Linked DNA regions of Homo sapiens: region 1 is linked to region 2. A link is a loop called in an ENCODE intact Hi-C map of the cell type or tissue named here. Cell type or tissue: tibial artery. All regions are shown on one strand.

What was found. Peaks named below come from ENCODE experiments on the same cell type or tissue, not always from the same donor. Only the 100,000 strongest peaks of a DNase experiment are listed, where the experiment ranks them.
Region 1: a loop joins it to region 2, with 4 times the contacts of the local background. A loop is called at or near these places in 16 of 110 quality-filtered maps.

Annotation. Positions count from the first base shown.
Region 1 is chr3:42,975,969-42,978,468 of GRCh38, reverse strand. No RefSeq gene overlaps it. Among named protein-coding and RNA genes, the nearest start is that of GASK1A, 2.1 kb to the left of the region's middle. In tibial artery, no CTCF peak of the experiment used is centred here; no DNase peak of the experiment used is centred here.
Region 2 is chr3:43,099,451-43,101,950 of GRCh38, reverse strand. All of the region lies in intron 1 of POMGNT2 (protein O-linked mannose N-acetylglucosaminyltransferase 2 (beta 1,4-)), which reads left to right. Among named protein-coding and RNA genes, the nearest start is that of POMGNT2, 5.4 kb to the left of the region's middle. In tibial artery, no CTCF peak of the experiment used is centred here; a DNase peak (open chromatin) is centred at 940.

The DNA of each region.
Region 1 (2,500 bases), 120 kb after region 2:
AACTAACAGGAAGCATCATTAGCTAGATGAAGACAGGCATCTTCCCAGCAGTCTCCTGCCCCAGAATGATCTGAGGTTATCACTGATGGCAGTGCTTCTAAAGGGAAGCAAAGATCCAGAGAGTCCCCTTAAATTGTGTATGTGTGTATGGGCAGGAGGAACAGATGAAGGGAAAGTATTCGGTCCTTAACATTCCAGATGCTTTCTGTACATTATTTCATTTAATAACCACAAACGATCCTAAAAGGAAAACTTTTGCAAATTAGGAAAGTCAGGATTAGGGAGGTGAAGTAACTTTCCTGAGACCAGATCGCCAGTAAACAGTTTAGCAAATCCAAGTCTATTTGCCAGAACATGAAACAAAGAGGAAGACTTGATATGGCAGGAACAGGAGGCAGGATGTAGCACTGCAAACTGCAGCTTGTCTGTGCATATGGACTACTGAAAGGACAGAGAGTTTGAGCCCTGGTTGGGAAATGAGGGAAGAGGGTGGAGGACAGTACAAACCATTCAGGGTTTTATTTAGATGTTTAGGGAGACGCTGTGATCTTTTGAGTCTCATTTTCTGACTGTGACCCCACACAAGATATATATTAAACATATATGTATAAATGTAACTAAAAGATTGTTTTATAAAACATTACTTCATGTGATGCACTCTGACATTTTCTATTCTATTCCAATTTTATGTATTTTTAATGATGGTCTCAAATCACTAACTTAGACAGGAAGAGAGTGCCCAGTATTTCCAGGATTACTGGAAGCAGAACTGTTTTTCAAAAGAAGCAGCTCCAATGACTCATGGAACACACTTGGGAAAAGCTGCTGCAGGATCTAGCCCAGCCAAATAAAATGTCACACAAGAACATGGCTAAGCTGTAAAGAATTGTTTGTTGTTATAGCATATCCTGGTCCATCCTAATAACATGAATAAAATTACTTTTAAGAAGAATTACTTGAAAAGAGTCATAAATCAGATTTTTGTCATTTCTCTGCTCAAAACCTACCAGAGGCTTCAAATCTCCTGCAGTGTAACATGCCACATCTTACAGGGGCCTACAAGTCCTTTCACACTTTGGCCCTCATTGGTTCTCTAACATTATCTCTGCACACTCTCTCTCACTGTGCTCCAGGACACACTCACCTTCTTATTGTCCCTTGCATATTACAGGCAAGATCCCACCTCAGGACCTTTGCACTTGTTATCCCTCTCCCTAGAATGCCCCAGATATCCCCATGGTTTGCTCCCTCATCTCCTTCAGGTCTTTGCCCAAGTGTCACCTCTTTAGTGAAGCCTTCTCTGACCACTCTATTTAAGATTGCACACTCCATTCCTCTTCAGTTCCACCTTGTAATTCTTTTTTTTTTTTTTTTTTTTTTTTGAGACGGAGTCTCGCTCTGTCGCCCAGGCCGGACTGCGGACTGCAGTGGCGCAATCTCGGCTCACTGCAAGCTCCGCTTCCCGGGTTCACGCCATTCTCCTGCCTCAGCCTCCCGAGTAGCTGGGACTACAGGCGCCCGCCACCGCGCCCGGCTAATTTTTTGTATTTTTAGTAGAGACGGGGTTTCACCTTGTTAGCCAGGATGGTCTCGATCTCCTGACCTCATGATCCACCTGCCTCGGCCTCCCAAAGTGCTGGGATTACAGGCGTGAGCCACCGCGCCTGGCCGCAACTTCTTGGAAGCTATATTAAAGGGTTTTAAATTTAGATAACCAGTAAATCCCTCCCTTCTAGGAAACAACACTTCATGTTTTGTTACTTTCCAAATTTTTGTTGACTGGTGGTTGGCTGCTCCCAGGTTGTTGGCAGAGCCTCTGGTTACACTGCAGACCTTGCAAGTAGGAAATACTCAACTCACTCCACTGGGACAGGTTGGTGCTAGAGAGGAATATTTTATTATTTTCATGACAGGGTGCTCCAGGTTCATTAGGAGTGAGTCTATCTTTCACCAGTTAGCAGATTTCCAACTTGCTCTAAGGACGTTTTAGGGTTTCTTATAAACTGGTACCCCAGGCAGCGGCCCAACAGGCCCACTCTCTAATAAGATTCCATGTCTAGCTCCATTCCAGACTTACTGAATCAAAATTTCCAAGGCTTGAGTGTCTTTATATTTTTTAAGCATAGCCAGGGCTGAGAACTGCTGAACGACGCAATTCCTCTTCCTTGGCTCCCATATCCAAATGGCCTTTCTAAATGATTCTGGAATCTTTCTCCTCCTCACGGCCAGTTCTTTGGCTCAAACTTTTGTCATCACTTACAGTACTCTCAGAAACTCAACTAGCATCTCAGGCTCTACTTTTGCTCTTTCCAATCCATCCTGCACATTACTGCCAAAACGTAAACATGGGCCTGCCACTGACCTGTTCCACATAACTCTCAGGATTAAGTGCAAATTCCTCAGCAGCATAGCTTTCAGACTCCTTCAAGGTTTGACCTCCGATTACTTCTTCAAGCCTTTTACACACTCATAAACCTCCTTCAGGGCAGTTTCCTCCATC
Region 2 (2,500 bases):
TGTGGCCAAGAGACCTGGACTCGTTTCTTGCCACTCCCACACCACAAATGGTGCACTTTGTGTGGGAAGGAATGGGTTGGGGCAACTTGTCTCAAAAGGGAGCTTAGAGTCTGGCGGACTTCTCAGATTGTCCCAGAGCTTAGGCTTATGCATCATCTTAGCAAAAGGTAGGAACAGAATTTATTTAGCCTTTACTGATACTTATGGGGAGGGTTATTCTCAATTGAATTAGTTGTTTAACCTGGGCTAGATAGAAATGCCTTGCTGAGTATCGCAAAATTGTGAAATGTTAGAAGAACCTCAGAGCAGTTCCCCTCAGTATTGTGCACACGCAAGAATCACCTGGAAGCTTTATTAAGACACAAGTTCCTGGGTCCTCATCTCAGAGAGATTCTGGTTCTGCAGGTCTGAAGTGGGGCCCAGGATTCTGCATTTCTCAGATCCCAGGTGATACTGCTACAACAGGTCCACGGATCCACTGAGTCCTGCTTTGGAAGACACCATGGCCAGCCCTATCCCCGCTGTGGAGTAGTCCACATGGGTTGTTTTTGTTTTTTGCTAGACCACTTCCAGGCAGGGGCTCACTGCCCTACAAAGTAGCTGATTCCTCCATGCTCAAACAGCTCTAGTCTTTAGGAAAGTCTTCCTCCAACTGACCATGCTGAGCTCCACCTCCCCATGACTTCTTTTTGCAGTTCTTACTCTAGGTCCCTGAGCAGCTGGCACAGCTGTGCTGGGCAGGACAGAATGGGAATCATATGTGCCCATAGTCCACACTTGTGCCTAGGGCTTGGGTTGCACGTGTCACCATCATGCATGTGTGTCCAGTCAGGTAGAAGGGGTTGCATCCACTCCTCAGGAGCAGCCTCACTCTTGTGCAGCAACTCAGGTATTTGAAGACACCATGGGTGCAGGGGCTTCTTTTCTCCAGTAAAGTGGCCCTACTCCTTCTAGCATCCTACACAGTATAGGGGTTCTCAGTCCTTCCTCATCCTGGCTGCCCCAAGGTGAGTGTCCCAGAAAGACTCACATAGGGTGGGGTTGTATTAATGACTAATTGTACAGACTCTAATTCCTCACGAAAATGCATAACCTGAACCTAATCATGAGAAAACATCAGACATTGAGGAATATACTAGAAAATAGCTGGCCCTGACTCTTAAAAATTGTCAAGATCATAAGTTGAAGATAGACTGAGAAGCTACCCCAGATCGGAAGGGACTAGAGAGCGGTGATAACTGGATACCATGCTTCATCCTGGACTGGATTCTGGACCAGAAAATAGAAACCATATGTTAATAATAATATCATTGTCATTATAGTATCAATATTCATTTCGTTAATTTTTGTGGTGTGAGAGAATGTTTTCATTCTTAGAAAATACATGCTAAAGTATTGAGTGCTAAAGGGGCCTGATTTCTTCAACTTATTTACAAATGATTCAGAAAAGAGAGAGAATTTGTATACAGTTGCCCTCCTCAGGGAGACTTGTTCCGGGATCCCCCACAGATACCAGAATCCAAGGATGCTCAAGTGCCTGTTATAAAATGGTGTCATTATTTGCATATAACCTACACAATCCTCCTGTATACTTTAAGTCATCTCTAAATTCTTTATAATACCTAATACAATGTAAATGCTATGTAAATAGTTGTTATACTATATTGTTTTTAAATTGATACTTTTTTTGTATTTTTAAGTTTTTTTTGAATATTTTTGATCCACAGTTGGTTGAAGTCACATATGCAGAACCTGCAGATATAGAGGGCTGACTGCATATAGAGAGAATGATTAAACAAAGATGTCAAATTAGCAGTTGGTGAATCTGGGTAAGAGTGTAGGAGAGTTCTTTGTCCTATACATGCAACTTTTTTTGTAAATTTAAAATTATTTCCAGATAAAAAGAAGGAGATCGCAGACCCTGTAGCCAGCCTACCTGGGTTAGTCTTATCATTGCTTCCTCTGTAAACTTGGCTTTCTAACCTTTCTGAGCTTTGATTTTTACCATCTATAAAATAAAGATTATCATTGCAAAGTGAAGAATCTGGCACCTAGTGATTGGCCAGTAGATCTTAGCTATGATAATATCATTATTATTAGGAAAGGGAGGAGTTGAGGGTGACATGGTGGTAATGAGACCAAAGGAAAACTCAGCCTAATTCTGTCACCTCCTTCTGCTTGCTGATGTGGGATCTCAGGGTCCCTGGGTATCTGGCAGGGACCTGGCTGCCATAAAGCGTCACCCTGCAGAAGGCTTTGCAAGTAGTCACCTGAGCCCATAGGGCTCTACTGTTGAAACCCAGGTCTCCTGGCAGCTTTATCTCCTGCCTTCCCTGGCACTTCTGTGCCTGCCCCACAGCCTGGGCTCCCCGACCTTTACCTGTCTGGGTATGCAGTGCCCACTGAACTGCACATGGCTTTGGGCCTGGCCATCACTGCCCATGGCTTGGAGGCCTCATGGTTTGCTGGACATTTGTGAGAACTAGACAGTGATGCTTGC